Regions from separate parts of the Homo sapiens genome. Here region 2 is linked to region 1. Evidence: read pairs that join two places in POLR2A ChIA-PET (ENCODE). Cell type or tissue: PC-9. All regions are shown on one strand. Links, peaks and the distances in the headings refer to the core of each region. The heading gives the core; the rest is flanking DNA. Region 1 has its middle 11 kb from the start of RNF112. Region 2 holds the start of SLC47A2 (solute carrier family 47 member 2).

Region 1 (8,325 bases), core at 57-8,056:
AGGTGACCTTTAATCACCTCTTAAAGGTCCCATCTCTCAAACCATTGCATTGAGGATTAAGTTTCCAGCACTTGAACTTTGGAAGACACAGTCACCATCTTGTTTATCTTCTGCCCACTCACCCACCCATGCATTCATTCATTCTCCATTCCTCCAACCATCTATCCATGCATGCACTGATTATCTACCTATTTATCCATCAAGATAAATGCATTATCTACCTATTTATCCATCCACTCACTCAATCACCCATGCACTCATTATCCATCCATTAATTCATCTATGTATCCACCATTCATTTCTTTCTTTTTTTCTTTTTTTTTTTTTTTTTCAGACAGAGTCTTGCTCTATCACCCAGGCGGGAGTGCAGTGGCACAATCTCGGCTCACTGCAACCTCCATCTCCTGGGTTCAGGCAATTCTCCTGCCTCAGCCTCCCGGGTACCTGGGATTACAACTGTGCGCCACCACACCCGGCTAATTTTTTTGTATTTTTAGTAGAAACTTTTGTATTTTTAGTAGAGATGGGTTTTCACCATGTTGGCCAGGCTGGTCTTGAACTTCTGACCTCAAGTCATCTGCCCACCTCCACCTCCCAAAGTGCTGGGATTATAGATATGAGCCACCACACCTGACCTCATTTCTTATATTCTTTCATCCATCCATTCTCCAACTACCAATCCACGCATGCACACATGCATGATTTGCTCCATCCATCCACCCACACATACACACATCTTTTCATCCATCACTCCTCCACTATCTGTGTATCTACTCATCCACCATCTACTCTTACACTTATCCATCCATGCATGGATTCATCCATCTGTCCATGTTACAAACATTTATTGAGCAATACACCAGACATCATACTAGGCTCTGGGAGTAGACTGATGAGCCCTCAGGGTGCTTCCAGTCTACTGGGGAGACAGAAAGGAAAATAAACAAGTACGGGGTGGTAAGTTCTCTGATTAGGTAGAGTGAGGGGAGATGCACGAGGAACAAGCAAAGGCACCTTGCTCAGACCTGGGCACCTAGGAAGGCTTCCCACAAAAGCTGCATCTGAAGGATGAATATGAGGTGGACAGGCAAAGGAATGGGGACAGGCAAACAACATGTGCGGCAAAGAGACCAGCCCATGCAAAGACACAGAGCTGCAAGATAAACAGCTCACCTGGAATGCAGCATGTGAAGCGAGGAGAGGTAAGGGTGATGGGCCAGTCACAGAGAGGTGTGTAAGCCCTCCCTTGGTGTCATCCCTTAGTCCATGCCTGTACGTTGCTTTCTTGCAGGGCTTGGGACACCTGCTGTCCTGCTGAACCAATGGCCTCTGGGTGCTGCTGGCTGTAGTGAGCTGGTGTCCATGCCAACATGGCTGCCTTCCCCATCCGGGTCCTGACCCTGGCCCCAAGGTGCAGCAGCATCTGCTCCCTGTGGCTGCCCTCCTCCTGTCCCCCAGGCCCAGTGGCCCTCCTTGCTCTCGCCACAGCTGTGTCTGTGCCAGGTCCCCTTGTGTGAGCATCAAAGGCCAGGCCTTCCTATCAGCAGCTGGAAGGAAGTCAGAGCTCCCCAGCTTTACTTCTGAAGCCCCCCATCATCAATCTGGTACTAGGCATCCTGAAACAACTAATAATAGTACAATTATCCAACATTTGCTTAGCAATTTAGGGCTCACAATGTGTTGTTATGTGCCCTACTACCTCAACTGATTCTCATAATACAGTGACTATTAGCCCTGCTTTCTGAATGAGGAAACTGAGGTTTAGAGAGCTAAGGAAACCTTCCAATGACAGCCCTGGAAGAAATAAAATGCCCTGACTCCCAATCCCGGGCCGTCCCCTCCTTTCTGGCCTGCTGTGTGCTGTGGTCTCCCAACATTCACACCTCCACACCTTTGCCCCAGCCACTCTCCTTGCCTTGAACACCCTTGCCAGTCTCTGCCTGCCTTCATGAAACCCATCACCCAGGCCCAGGTTGGCTCAGAGTTTCTACAGGGAACCCTTCCTCATCCTTCTCTCTCCTCCCCTTTGCTCTTCAAACTTATGAAATGCCTCCGATGTACCAAGCATGTACCCAGAGTGATGCTGGATGCAGAGACTACAACAAATAACAAGATGTGGTCTGTTAAATAAGATTTATAGGAGGTTATTGGTCTGGATTGAGCTCCTGGATAAGCTCCAACAGATCAAACCAAAAAGGATTCACTCATGCTGAAGTTCCATGCTACAAAGCCAAAACTAAATTGTTTATCTGATCTTCCAAGAAATCAGGACACAAAGAGATAATAGCCAAATCCCCAAACAGGCCACTTTTAGCCAGCATGATAGGAAGTCCCCTCTGCTTTAACTTTTACAAGGAAAGTAACTTTGAAATCAGTCTGCTTTTTGTTCTGTCTGCTTACTTCAGCCCTTTTTGCCTGTAAAGCCAATCTCCTCTGTTCAGCTCGTCAAATAATCATTCTGTTTTATAAGAATGAGGTGTTGCCCAATTCTAAAATTTCAAATAAAAGCCAATTAGGTCTTTAAACTAAATTTATTGTCATTTTGTCTTTTGACAGGTCCCTGCCCTGAGGAGCTCAAAGACTATGTGCAAACAAGGAAGCAGCTGCCTTGCAGCACATCCCTTGCTGTATAGGAGCTGCCCAGGGAAATGTGGGAGCCTGGAGGAAGCCCCTCACTCAGACTTGGGAGTCAGCAAGGCTCAGTCTTGCAGGATAAGGGAGTTAGCAGGGTAAACGTTGTTGAGGGCTGGGACTCCAGACACAGGGGACAGCACGTGCAAAGGCCTGGCAGTGAGTTGGCAGGGCAGGTTCAGTGTGGGTGCGGCTGGAGCACAGGGTGAGGGCTGGCAAGAAGGAAGGATAGAGGCAGGGTAAGGGGACCAAGGTCAGTCAGCAGGGAACAGATGATGGAGGGCCATGTGGCAGATTTTTGGATTTTTGCTGCATGTCAGTGGAGCCATAAACTATTTTAAGCAGGGATACATGTGAACAGATTTGTGTTCTTGAACCATTATTCTGAGCGTCCACCGGGACAGACTGGAGGAGACACCTTGCTACTTTCAACAGCCACTTTGCATTAGGCGCTTTTGAGTACTGACAACATCCTCGAGCTAGGCCTCTAGTGACAGACATCTAGAGCATTGCTAACATTTTGCTATAACAAATAGCACTGTAGCACATATTACTATTCTTACCCCGTTTCCACTTGGGTAAGTATAATTTAAGGATATCTTCACCAACACAGAGCAAAATCATACATATTGATCTTTGCTGATTTTGGCTACAAATGTTAAAGGATGATTTTTGTCTCTTATGCAGGGAGTTTTTCAGTTATCTATCTGCCATGTCAAAAACAGCTTTACTTTATTTTTATTTTATTTATTTATTTATTTTTTATTTTTATTTTTTGAGATGGAGTCTCGCTCTGTCACCCAGGCTGGAGTGCAGTGGCAGGATCTTGGCTCACTGCAACCTCCGCCTCCCGGATTCAAGTGATTCTCCTGCCTTAGCCTCCTGAGTAGCTGGGATTACAGGCGCGCACCACCACGCCCAGCTAATTTTTGTATTTTTAGTAGACATGGGGTTTCACCACGTTGGACAGGCTGGTCTCGAACTCCTGATCTCGTGATCCACCCGCCTCAGCCTCCCAAAGTGCTGGGATTACAGGTGTGAACCACCGCACCCGGCCAATTTTATTTTATTTTTTTGAGATGGAGTCTTGCTCTGTCGCCAGGCTGGAGTGCAGTGGCACTATCTTGGCTTACTGCAACCTCTGATTCGCAGGTTCAAGCAATTCTCCTGCCTCAGCCTCCCAAATAGCTGGGATTACAGGTGCCTGCCACCAAGCCCAAATAACTGGAGCCCCATCTTTTTAACCCTCACAACCCTTGAGGTGGATATAAGCCGCCCACTACCCCACACACACACAATTTTATAGATGAGAAAACAGAGAATTGGAGAAGTTAAATTACTTCCCCAAACCTCATACCAATATCTCATTTGAAGCTTTAACAGTGAAAACAGTCAGGCCTGGGGTAGCCCAACAAACATTTGCTGGATTTATTGAAAAAAGTGGGAAAGACAAAATTCAAATATGGGCTGCCTCTCCAGAGCTATGAAGCATGGGGCACAAGGGGTGGGGTGAGGGTGGGAGGGTGAGGACAGGAAGGAAGGTGGGCTTCAGAGGCAGGTTCGAAGCAGGACATACAAGTTGGGAGGCACTAGCTGATGAGGACAACAGGGGAGAAGGAAGTCATAAGAGTCAAGTTAGAAGACACCTTGAGCACCCTTCTGGATGTCCACACTGGCTAGCAGTCCCTGGCTGCTGGCAGCCAACCTACCATTAGGTATCATCTCCCCTGCTCCAAGTCAGAATCGAGACCAGGCTCCAGACCCCTCTCCTCTGCTGTACCACCCCCATTCCAACTTGCATACTGCCCATTAGGACCCTGGGACTGGAGTATCCAGGCAGTCAGCCAGGAAGTTGACAGATGTGGCCAGCTGGCCCTTGTGGAGCAAACTTCCCTCCACAGACTATGCCCAACTGGATCCAGGACCCATAGACCCCTCTGGAGTAAGAGGCAGCCCCATGCAGCTGGTTTGATAGGCAGACAATGGAGCCAGAGGCCTGCTGCAGTCCAGGCCTCTGCATGTAAGCCTCTGTTGGCCCACTGACCTATGCCATCCTTCAACCTGACTGGCAAGGTTATGTGCGTTCTGGGCAGCACCCAGGCTGTGGCACCAAACAGGCCTTGGTTCAAATACTGGTTCCACTCAACTCACTAGGCAAAGTCACTTCTCTCACTCAAGCTCAGTTTCCTCAGTGGTAAAACTGAAGATACAATTACTCCCATGTAGGGTCAGTGCAGAAAGCCTGGTGAATAGTAGGTGCTCAATAAATGCTAGCCTGGTTTTTTGTTTTTTTGTTTTTTTTTTTGAGACGGAGCTTGCTCTGTTGCCAGGCTAGAGTGCAGTGGCACCATCTTGGCTCACTGCAACCTCCGACCCTCTGGTTCAAATGATTCTCCTGCCTCAGCCTCCCAAGTAGCTGGGATTACAGGCACACACCACCACACCCAGCTAATTTTTGTGTTTTTAGTGGAGACGGGGTTTTACTATGTTGGCCAGGATGGTCTCGAACTCCTGACCTTGTGATCCGCCCGCCTCGGCCTCCCAAAGTGTTGGGATTACAGGCATGAGCCACCGGGCCCGGCCAATGCTACCCTGTTAATCAGCCTTGGAAGCAAGTCTGGGCCACTTACCTCAGTGTGCCCAGATGTCCCCAAGCATCAGTCCTGCCCCATCTTGGATCTCAGACCAACCCCCACAAGACCTCGCCTCTTTTTCTTTGTCAAAGGAAAATCCAAGAGATTCTTACAGAAGAAGGGCTTTTTACACAGTAGGCCTGAGAACAGACATCCAATGGATAAAGAAGTACAGTTTTCCATTAGTTTATTACAATGATAATAATGATCATGTCTATTTACTGGGCTCCTACTATATGCTGAGTCCTTGTAACAACAGAATCTCCCATCCTCCCCACATTTCTCTAAAGGTGAAAATATTGGCTCCATTTTACAGATGAGGAAACTGAGGCTATCCAAGTGACCTGCAGCCAAGCCTATCTCCTATCTAGTCTCTACCATTTGTTTCTCTCTGTCTCTTTCTCTTGCAGACACATGGTATTTCTTCTTCCTCTCTCTCTAACCCCATTTGCTCTCCCTATCACAACACCATAATCCAGGGCCGGGCAGAGCAAAGCAGCCACAGCAGTCATGTCCTTAGCAATCCATAATACAGCATGTTTGCTGACAAAATGAATGTGGAGTACAGTTAGGCAACAGGAAATTAACAGCTGACCCCAGAGGTCAGGAAAGAGGGTGTACAAAAACTGAAATGTGCTTCTGCTTCCTGACAATGAGTCTGATGCCAGAAAGAGCAGAGGTTCCCCACCCACATCAGGCAGCCCTGGACTGCTTGACCCTGACTGATGACCCAGTGCCAAAGAGGAGGGTGGTGACCCATGGAGCCCAGGCCACCCCACCCCACCCACAGGAGCCATCAGGGACAGATGATGGTGTCTGAGAACACTCAGGCCATCAGTCCCTCCCCTGCCTCCCACCAATCCATTTTCCACCTGGCAGCCAGCCCAATTTTTTACAGATGCAAATAAAAATGTGTCACTCCTCACAGGAAGCCTGCTGTGGTGCTAGGAATCTGGGTGGTAGTTCCCAGGTACACATTTGTAAATACTGGTCTACGTCACTCTATGTAACTTAGGCCTCATAATTCTTTTTAAGGAACTTCCACTTGTGGGAAGATGGAGTAGGTATATTTTTTCCTGTACTTCCTGCTAAGTACAACTAAAAACCTGGGACATCACGTACAAGACAAACATGAGAAGACTCTGAAAGGTGGAGAAAAGAAGGCAGGCGGGCCAGGGACATCAGGACTGAGGACAGTGGCGACTCTCCTAGGCTTTCTTTTTGTCTCATTATCCCAGAATGGGTACTGGAGAAGCTGGCAGTCTGGAAATGCCAACAGCCACTACAAAAAAAAACCCTCAACAAAACCTGCTATCTGTAGCCAAAGGACCAGGAAAAGGGCGGCCTGGCAAGACAGAAAATTCCTAGGCAATAAATACCCTACTGCAGCCAAACGCCACAGGAAAGTATGCAGCTCCACCCACCCATGCCACAAAGGCTGAATGGGGAGACTAGACCTCCTCCTGACTAGGCAGTAACGAGGGGTCCCAACATCCCCAGCTGGGTGGTAACAGAGAAGGCCAAGTAGGAGCCAGGACTTGCATCCCAGCCATTACAGGTGCTCTCCCTGACCTTGCAGTGTTAGTGGAGACCACGTGGGGAGCTGAAACTTGCACCCTGTCCAACAGTAACAGGGAATCCCCCTCTTAAGTGTCAACAGAAGCAAACTGAGGAACCTGGACTTCTACCCCCACCTGGCGGTACTGAGGCAGTGCCACCCCTTTCCCGGCCAGAGGGGTGTCAGAGGCCAGCTAAAACAAGTTTAGGCTGGGTGTGGTGGCCAACACCTGTAATCCCAACACTTAGGGAAGTCAAGGTGGGTGAATCACTTGAGGCCAGGAGTTCCGGACCAGCCTGGGCAACATGGTGAAAGCCCATCTCTACTATCAGGTTGATGCAAAAGTAAGTGTTTTTGCCATTAATGGCAAAGTCACAATTACTTTTGCACCAACCTAATAAAAATACAAAATTTAGCCAGGCATGGTAGCATGTCCCTGTAGTCCCAACTACTTGGGAGGCTGAGGCAGGAGAATCGTTTGAACCTGGGAGGTGGAGGTTGCAGTGAGCCAAGATTACGCCACTGCACTCCAGCCTGGGTGACAGAGCAAGACTCAGTCTCAAAAAAACAAACAAACAAACAAACAAAAAACAGGTTTAAATAAGACCCAGCGTTTCATAACATAATACAAAATGTCCACGTTTCAATCAAAAAGTATTAATCATATAAAGAACCAGCAAATCTCAAACTGAATGACAAAGGATAACTGATAGATGCCAACACTGAGATGACTGGGATGTCAGGATTAGCTGACAAAGGTTTAAAATGGCTGTGATAAAATGCTTCAATGAGCAACTGCAAACACACTTGAAACAAATGAAAACATAGAAAGCCTCAGCAAAAAAAAAAAAAGAAAGAAAAGTAAAAGAAAAAAAAAAGAAGGAGCTATAAAGAACCAAATGGAAACTTTAAAACCAAAAAATACAATAATCAAAATAAAAACCTCAGTGGATGGGCTCAAGAGCAGAATGGAGAGGACAGAGGGAACAATCAGTGAATTCCAAGACAAAACAATAGAGCTACCTAATCTGACAAAAGAGAGAAAAAAGACTGGAAAAAATATGAACAGACTCATGGACCTGGGGAACTATCGTACAACAAAGATCTAACATTTGTGTCACTGGAGTCCTTAGAGGAAAGAAGGAGTGTGAGGCAAAAAGAAGTACTCAAATCAATAATGGCTGAAAACTCCCCAAATTTGACAAGAGACATAAGCCAACAACAGATTAAAAAGGTGAGCAAGCCGGGCTCGGTGGCTCACGCCTGTAATCCCAGCACTTTGGGAGGCCGAGGCAGACGGATCATGAGGTCAGGAGATCGAGACCATCCTGGCTAACACGGTGAAACCCCAACATGGTGAAACCCCGTCTCTACTAAAAATACAAAAAATTAGCTGGGCGTGATGGCAGGTGCCTGTAGTCCTGGCTACTCAGGAGGCTGAGGCAGGAGAATGGTGTGAACCCGGGAGGCAGAGCTTGCAGTGAGCCGAGACTGTGCCACTAC
Region 2 (8,325 bases), core at 105-8,104, 320 kb before region 1:
TCGCTGCAAGCTCTCTGCCTCCCAGGTTCATGCCATTCTCCTGCCTCAGCCTCCCGAGTAGCTGGGACTACAGGCGCCCACCACCACACCCGGCTAATTTTTTTTTTTTTTTTTTGTATTTTTAGTAGAGACGGGGTTTCACGGTGTTAGCCAGGATGGTCTGGATCTCCTGACCTCGTGATCCGCCCGCCTCGGCCTCCCAAAATGCTGGGATTACAGGTGTGAGCCACTGTGCCCGGCCGCCATATGCACCTTTTTAAAGTATACAATTCAATGGCTTTTAGTAGATTCACAGAGATGTGCAACCAGCATCACAATCAATTTTAGAACATTTTCATGACCCCCCAGAGAAACCCCATATCCGCTTAGCTGTCACCCTATGTGCCCCGCACCCCCCGCTGCCCGCTCTCTGCCAGCCTCTGGAAATCACTCGTCTACTCTCTGTCTCTATGGATTTGCCTATTCTGGACATTTCATAGAAATGGAATCACACACTTTCTGACCTTTTGTGATTGGCTGCTTTCACATAGCATCATGTTTTCAAAGTTCATCCATGTTTTTAGTGGATCAATACTGCATTTCTTTTTATGGCTGAATAATATTCCATTATTGGATATTCCACATCTTGCGATTCCTTTCATCAGTGCATGGACATTTGAGCTTGCCACAGTTTTTGGCAACTGTGAAAAGTGCTGCTGCTGCATTCTGGATCCAACATGAAATGCATGGGCAAGAGGGGGACATGTTCCCTAGAGATCTCAAGAAATGCCCCGTTGTTATTATTTTGTGTACCATTTTAAAAAATAGACTTTCTGTTTTAGAGGTTTACATTTACAGAATTGCACAGAAAGAACAGAGTTTGCAGTGACCTCGTGACCTCCACCCCCACCTCCCCACCAGTTTCCCCATTGACATCTTGCATGAGGATAGTAGTACGTTTGTTACCACTGATTAACAAGTATTGACACACTATTATGAACTAAAGTCCATAATTTACATTAGAGTTCACTAGTGGTGTTGTACATCCTATGGGTTTGCAGAAATAATGCGAGGTATCCACCATTACAGGATCCTACAGAATAGTGTCTCTGCCCTAAAACTCCTCTGTGCTCCACCTGTTCATCCCGAACCCCCACAGCAACCACTGATCTTACTGTTTCTATAGTTTTGCCTTTTGCAGAATATCATAGAGTTGGAATTGTACAGTATGCAGCCTTTTCAGACTGGCTTCTTCCAATTAGATTAGCAATATGCATTTGAGGTTGCTCCATATCTTTTTGTGGCTTGATAGCTCATTTCTTTTTATTGATGAGTAATATTTATTTTTATTTATCGTAGCTTTTCTCCAGATGGAAAGGCCCACCATCTTCCAGCACTTGGCAGTGTCTTCTGGGGGTCTTGCCGCCACTTGCTGAGGGCTTTGCCAGCTGGCTCTGTCTCTCCCCTGGCCTGCAGGATTGGGAGGGGTGATGTCAGCTCAGGGACTGAGCCCTGGTCATTTCTAGGGGTGCAGCACCTGGGCCTGGAAGGTGCCCAGGGAGACCTTGCGGGAGGAGGGAGAGAGGAAGATAGGAAGGGGTGAGGGATGGAGGGAGAGGGTACTAGGTGGAGGCAGAGAGAGAGAGGCAGCTGCCAAAATCTATGAGACAGTTGAGGAGGAGTGGAGGAGGGGCGCCTCAGGGATTTAGCAGTTGTTGGTCACTGTCTGGTGGGAGACCTGGGGGACGAGGCAGGGGGCGGACAGCTCAATCCTCCCCAACTGTCCTTTGCCCTGAATGTGGGGCTGAGCCATCAGCCAGAGTCCCCACCCTCCCAAGGGAGAAATGGGTGTTTTGCAGTCAGGAGGCAGCGGAGAGGGGTTAGAGGAAAGGACATTGGTCCACAGCCCTTGTGGTGCATGTCTCTGGGAGCCAAAGGGCAAATGCAACACCTTTGGGCCCAGTGAGGTGTAACCAAGTGAGAAAAGGTTAACAGAGGCCCTGGACCCAGACTGTACTTGGCAGGACTCCAGGAAATTAGTCACGTGAAGGCAGGGCCCAAGGACCTGGCCCTTGCCCCCAGCAGGCTCCGAGCCTGCAGGAGCTGAGCCCTCAAGTGAGGGGGACTTCCTGGCATGCCCACATGCCTCTTGGCTCTGCCTCAGCGAGGCTGCTGGGGCTGGGGGAGCAGCTCCCCCTGGGTCAAGCTTCCTCTTGCTGGCTGGGAGCCTCCCTAATCCCAGGGTGTGTGCTGGGGGCTTGCCAGGACTCTCCACTCCCTTGCCTCTCCCCGTGCCTCCTGCCATTCCTAGGATTTTGTAGCTTTGGGTCCTCCTTCCCCAAAGAGGTCCTCGATATGCGTGAGTCCTCTCATCACTGACCTCAGGGGTCTTTATCTGCTTGCCCTTGCTCGGGGCCAAGTGTGGACAGCGGGTGGCACAAGAGAGAGCAGAAGAGAGAATGGAGAGGGAGGAATAGAAAGGAGGAAGAGGAGAGTGCTGGTTAAAGGCATGGCCTCTCGGCCACTCCCACCTAGAAGTGGAGGCTGTTCCCTCTCCTGTGAAATTTGGGCGAGTCCATGATTAGCTGTGGTCAACAGGATGAGGCAGAGGGGCATGGGGACCTCCCAGGCTGGCTCTTGACCTGTATGCAGCTTCCACTTGCACCATCGAATGTCCTGTCTTCTGTTCCAGCTCCATGCTGAGATGCCCGTGGTGCACGGGGAGGTCACTCCATGCTGAGATGCCCGTGGTGCGTGGGGAGGTCACTCCATGCTGAGATGCCCGTGGTGCACGGGGAGGTCGCTCCATGCTGAGATACCCGTGGTGCATGGGGAGGTCACTCTATGCTGAGATGCCCGTGGTGCGTGGGGAGGTCACTCTATACTGAGATGCCTGTGGTGCGCGGGGAGATCGCTCCATGCTGAGATGCCCATGGTGCGTGGGGAGGTCACTCTATGCTGAGATGTCCATGGTGCGTTGGGAGGTCGCTCCATGCTGAGATGCCTGTGGTGCACGGGGAGGTCACTTTATGCTGAGATGCCCGTGGTGCATGAGGAGGTCCTATGAGGGGAGGTGGAGATGCTCCGACTGACAGTCTCAGCTGATAGCAGGCACCCACCGCGGCCTGGACATGAGCCTGGAAGACTGGCCAGCCTGGGCCAGTCCCCGGTGACTGCAGACACAGCTAGACTAGGGGAGGCAGAAGGACCACCCAACTCGCCGCACAGACTCATGACACAGATGATAATGGTTTTAAGACACCAATTTTGGGGGGGCTGGTAATAGATAAATGAGGCAGGGTGTGTAGCCATGTTTTCACTTTCATAGCATCCCATCCTCTGGGGGGCCCCCTGCCCCACTTCAGGTAGCTCACAGCTTCCCTCCTTCCCACCCTTTCCACCTCCATTCTTGTTCAGGTTGGCTCTTGCCCCAGTCTTCCAGGAATTTGCCTCTGGGACTGAAGGTGTTTGGGCTGAGTCACCTTTCCCTGAATCACCCTGAGAGTCCAGAGTCTCCCTTCTCAAGGCTGGCGGCTCAGCCCTCTTCTGTATCACCTGGCAATAATGATCTCCTCTCCCCCTTCCTCCCTTCTTCCATCTGCTGACATGATCCCAGTTCGTTTCTACTGTTTCCATCAGAGAACGTGGCTGACACGGCAACTGGCATCGGGAGAATGTCATAGGCCATGTGCCCCAGGAAATAAGGGCCTTGGAAACAAGTGATCAGCTGAGAAGGGAAAGGGTCCAGCATCGCCCGGACTTGCTTGTATATTCTAGGGGATTGGCAGCCCTGTTCCTGAGAGTGAGCTGCTGATCCGTCTGTTGTGTGCAGTATCTGAGACCACAGAAGATGCAGGACTGAAGGGTGGCATGTTGCTCCTGACAGCATTGGAAGCTCTGGAGAGAGGGCAGAGGCTGAAGTCTCGGAGGCTCCCCCCGCCCCAGCCACAGGATGGCGCACAGGGGCCATGTGCAGCTCCGCTCAAAGTATCTCAGGTTCCGGGGCAGAATCCTGGAAAACCCAACTCGGAGCTGAGTCTGCAGGTGGCTGCAGGGCGGTGCTGCTGAGTCTGCAGTTACCACCACAAAAGGAGGGCCTGAAGGCATTGCCAGGAGACTATGGAGGACTCACGGAGCTCTGACACCCCTCACCTGGAGGAGGTGGCTTCCCCCCACCCCCCACTCTGCCTGCACCACCTTTGCCTGGGGCGGCCAATGCATGGCAGTGGAGTCAGTAATCGCCCTTGCTCCTCCCCAGGGTCAAACCCACTGGGGTCTGGGGATTGAAATTCTGAGAGGAGTGTAGGAGGAGAGTGTCTTCCCGAAGAAAATGTAGGAATGCATTGGCTTCTATCACAAAAATCCTGGGAATGTTCCTGAGAAGGGATTTTGGAGATGCTCGGCCTAGGACTGGCCCTCGGGAAGATGACCCGACCTTTGTCCTGTGCAGCTGAGTGCTGAACACTGGTCAGCTCTGGATAAAGCCTGATGTCACCGAGCTGATGGCGGGGCGTCTGCACTGAACACCTTCCAGCTTGGTGGGGGCACGGGAACCAGCTGTCCTCATTAAAAGTGACCTGGAGTGAGATGGATTCTTCTGCCTATACCTCCACGTGTGGGCTCCCTGAACACCCCCATCGCCATGGGCTCCCAAGAAGTATTGCTTCTGGCTGCAGGGCTCACTGCAATGCTGCGACAGGAGGTGACAGGCCAAGGCCAGCAGGTGACTGCTCTCCCCAGAGGCCCTGTCAGCTGGAAGCAGCTGGTTTCACATAACAGAGACCCCAGGCCCAGGTCCCCTGGATGCAGGAGGATTTGCGGCTGCCCTTTTGGAAGAGGTAGGCTGACCATGAGAACTGGCCAAAGGTGAGAAGGACGTGGAGAAGGTGTTGGAGGAGGGAAGTCAGACATACTAGCAATAGCCTGGCCTGCAGGGCTGTAGCTTTCACCTGTACTTCCTCCTGTTTGGTGTCATCATCACAATCACGATGGTGATAAAATGTCTTCTTTCCTCTAGGCAGGTGGTAAAGGTACTATTTGGTGCACAGGTTGGAGAGTGCTGTGATAAGAACCATCAGAACAAGGGCAGGAATGTGACCTCCCAGGTGATCCTGGGAGGATCCAGTGGAGCGTTTCAGAATTCTGTGTCAAAAAAGAAGGCTGCGTGTTGACTGGGGTGGGGCTGTGCCTGTGTTTGGGGCCGCCCATGGGTGTAGCAAACCCTTTTTTTTTTTTTGTATTTGTCCTGCCTCCTCTCCTTCAGGGTCTGCTCCTTCCTCCTCGCGGCTCTGGGGGCTGCATCTCGGAATCCTGCCGGCCACTCCTCCGCTGCAGGGGTGGACATGGGAACCAAGTGGGGCCTTTGGGATGTCTTCAGCCCTCCCACAGCCACTGGCCAGCCTGCCTGCTGTCTTCCTGCCCCCCTCGCTCACTCCTCCTTCTCCTGGGCTGAACCACACCCAAAAGCTTGATCCAGGACTGGGCTAGGTGACCGGTGCAATCCTTAGATGCCTCTCTTGGTTCCCACTGCCCTGCTGGTCTTGAGGCAGGTTGAGGGGGGAGTCACAGGCCATCCCTGCAAGGAAAAGCAGAGAGGGCAATTTGGGAAGGTGACAGAGGACCCTGTGGGACGTCGAGTCACAGCCTTGCTGGGCACAGTGACTGGCGTGCATAGTGAGCTGCTTTCCCAAGCACTGCCACCCCTGGCTCTCAGATATGCTGCTGAAAGGGGTGACGGGCAGTGGGGGGCTTGGGACTCCGCCGAGGTGTCCTAGCTCCCATCCCTATCCCCAGGCCCAGGCCCAGGCCCCTCCAGCATGAAAGGCTAGGGACCGCACTGCCATGGGGTTTGCCAGGCCCCTGTCTCTTGGGAAGCCACCCCTCCCAGGGAAAAGCAGGGCTGAGGGCTGTTCAGGCTCTGCCACCACCTGCTCTGTGACTTCGGGCAGGCCACCAATTCTTCTGAAAAACGGGAGTCACTGTGGGCACCATCACGCCCGGGTACAGGACGCCCAGTGGCTCAGCTGCCCCAGCCAGGCTGCCCTGTCCTGGCCTCAGCACACCTCCCACAGCCACTGCAGGCAGCCCTGGACCTTCTCCTGCTGAGGCCTTACTGCCAATCCCTCTGGGAGACCAGACACAACAGGCAGCGGTCTGGGTGACTCCCAGGAACCTGTCCTCCCTAGTGGCTGAGGCAGTAGGCTTGGCAGCAGGGACTCAGTGCCCTAGGAGGCAGGGCTCATCCCACAAGTTGCCATGGTAGCCCCTCCTCCTGCCCCTTACTCATCAGCCAGGCTGTACCGACACGGGCTGCCCAGGCAGGGGGTGGCTCGCTGGACAAAGCTGGCCGTGCAGGCGCTCAGGCGTGCAGGGTAGCCAGTGCCCCGGCCAGGAATGGACAGCCTCCAGGACACAGTGGCCCTGGACCATGGGGGCTGCTGCCCTGCCCTCAGCAGGCTGGTTCCCAGAGGCTTTGGGACTGAGATGTGGACTCTCTTTGCCCTTTCTGGACCCCTGGTAAGGAGGAGGAGCTGGGGGGCAGGTAGGGAGTGGAGGAAGCTGAGAGGCTGAGGGTGTCTGCCTTGCAGGCAGGATCCAGAAATGTGCTCACATTTTCCCCAGAAACTGCCCATGTTGACTGCCAGGTCCAGAGTCTGGGGACAGCAGGATGGCTCCTGAAAGCTGTCTCTGGACAATCCCCAGTGGCAGTGGGGCCTGACTTTGCTCAGCAGCAGGCAGCCCCCACACAGAAGGGGTGGGTGTGCCTCAGCTGGAAACCCACAAAAGCCTGAGTTGGAAGATGGCTCCAGGACAAATGGGACCCAGAGATGCATGAAGCCTGCAGCACCTTCGCAGGGGGAAGAAGGGGCCGGCTACCCATTTCATTTCCAAAGGGGAAATTGTTTTAAATACATTTATTTTTTCTGATCATGAAGAGGAATAGGCTGGGCGTGCTGCCTCACGCCTGTTATCTCAGCACTTTGGGAGGCCGAGCAGGGAGGATCACCTGAGGTCAGGAGTTGGAGACCAGCCCGGCCAACATGGAGAACCCCCCGACTCTACTAAAAATACAAAAATTAACCAGGCATGGTGGCGGGCGCCTGTAATTCCAGCTACTTGGGAGAGAGAGGCAGAGAATCGCTTGAACCCGGGACGGGTAGGTTGCAGTGAGCCGAGATCGCGCCACTGCACTCCAGCCTGGGCAACAAGGGCGAAACTCCGTCTCAAAAAAAAAAAAAAAAACAAAAAAAACAAAACCAAAAAGGAGTAATGGAATTGCACTTCCTGTAAAACTTTTAGAAAAAAATGAAAGATATAAAGAAGAAAGAAATTTAACTCAAATCCTAGTACTTGGAAATAGCCATTACTAAGATTTTGGTGTATTTAATTCCCCTCCTTTTTTGGGGGTGTGCGGCCTGACCAAATTATTGTTATAATAGGAACTGCAATAGCAGTATCAGACACTTGGGTCAAGCTCAGGGCGCCAGGCACTGCGCTGCGCCAGGCACTGACCCTTCTGGGTAGGGACGTGGAGGCCAGGCGTGACTGCAGCTGCAGAACGCAGAATGGGAGCTGGGCTAGGTCATCCGACCTCCAGCCCTGGCTTCCCCAGGCGTAGGTGACCTCTCGGGGCACTGGTGCGGGGCCCTCAAAGCTGGAGAGGCCTGTCTTGCAGGGCTCGGCTGTGTGGGCACCTGTGGCCCCGAGTCTGACCTGGCCGCTGTCCTCCAGTTCCTGTTCCAGGTGCTGACTTTTATGATCTACATCGTGAGCACTGTGTTCTGCGGGCACCTGGGCAAGGTGGAGCTGGCATCGGTGACCCTCGCGGTGGCCGTGAGTACCCAGCTTGGCCCAGAGCAGGGACGTTCTCTCCCCAGGCTTCTCCACCGGGTTCCCGGGTGGGCCCGTCTTGGGTGGCTGGTCAGGGATGGGAAGACACAGCCCACGTGGCTGGACAGCTGCCTTCACAGGTGGAACCTGAGGGCCGGAGATGGAGGCGGTCTGGCCCTGGGGCACACAGCACATGAGGCTGCTGAGCAGAGCCTCTGCCACCGCTGCCTGCTGGGCAGCATTTCCTGACCCTGGCTCAGCCCAGATGCAGGGGCCTCTCTTCAGGCCTCACCTGACAAGCTCTTGTTTCCTCCTGTGTGTGGCGCCAGTTTGTCAATGTCTGCGGAGTTTCTGTAGGAGTTGGTTTGTCTTCGGCATGTGACACCTTGATGTCTCAGGTGGGTGGCCTCCTGGAGCTGGGCAGGAAGCCAGGCAAGGGCAGAGCCAATTCCACAGGTGCCATGGAGATGGCAGGTGGGAGGGGCGCAGCCAGGTGATCTGGGAGCAATGGGCCCT

Evidence for each region. Peaks named below come from ENCODE experiments on the same cell type or tissue, not always from the same donor. Only the 100,000 strongest peaks of a DNase experiment are listed, where the experiment ranks them.
Region 2: POLR2A ChIA-PET joins it to region 1 with 11 read pairs; 4 of 35 experiments call an interaction of 5 or more read pairs at or near these places.

The regions. Positions count from the first base shown.
Region 1 is chr17:19,396,273-19,404,597 of GRCh38, reverse strand. No RefSeq gene overlaps it. Among named protein-coding and RNA genes, the nearest start is that of RNF112, 11 kb to the left of the region's middle. In PC-9, for the core only: no CTCF peak of the experiment used is centred there; DNase peaks (open chromatin) are centred at 5,847 and 6,217; H3K27ac peaks cover 1,889 bases.
Region 2 is chr17:19,714,603-19,722,927 of GRCh38, reverse strand. SLC47A2 (solute carrier family 47 member 2) reads left to right here and starts at 6,344. Exons shown (of 17, transcript NM_001099646.3): 1 at 6,344-6,495; 2 at 7,711-7,812; 3 at 8,139-8,207. The coding sequence starts at 6,373. LOC124903948 (a long non-coding RNA gene) reads right to left here. Exons shown (of 2, transcript XR_007065659.1): 1 at 7,693-8,325; 2 at 500-5,554. RefSeq lists enhancers at 5,169-6,016, 6,017-6,866. In PC-9, for the core only: CTCF peaks have their summits at 3,699 and 3,903 (motif pointing right); a DNase peak (open chromatin) is centred at 3,457; H3K27ac peaks cover 2,880 bases.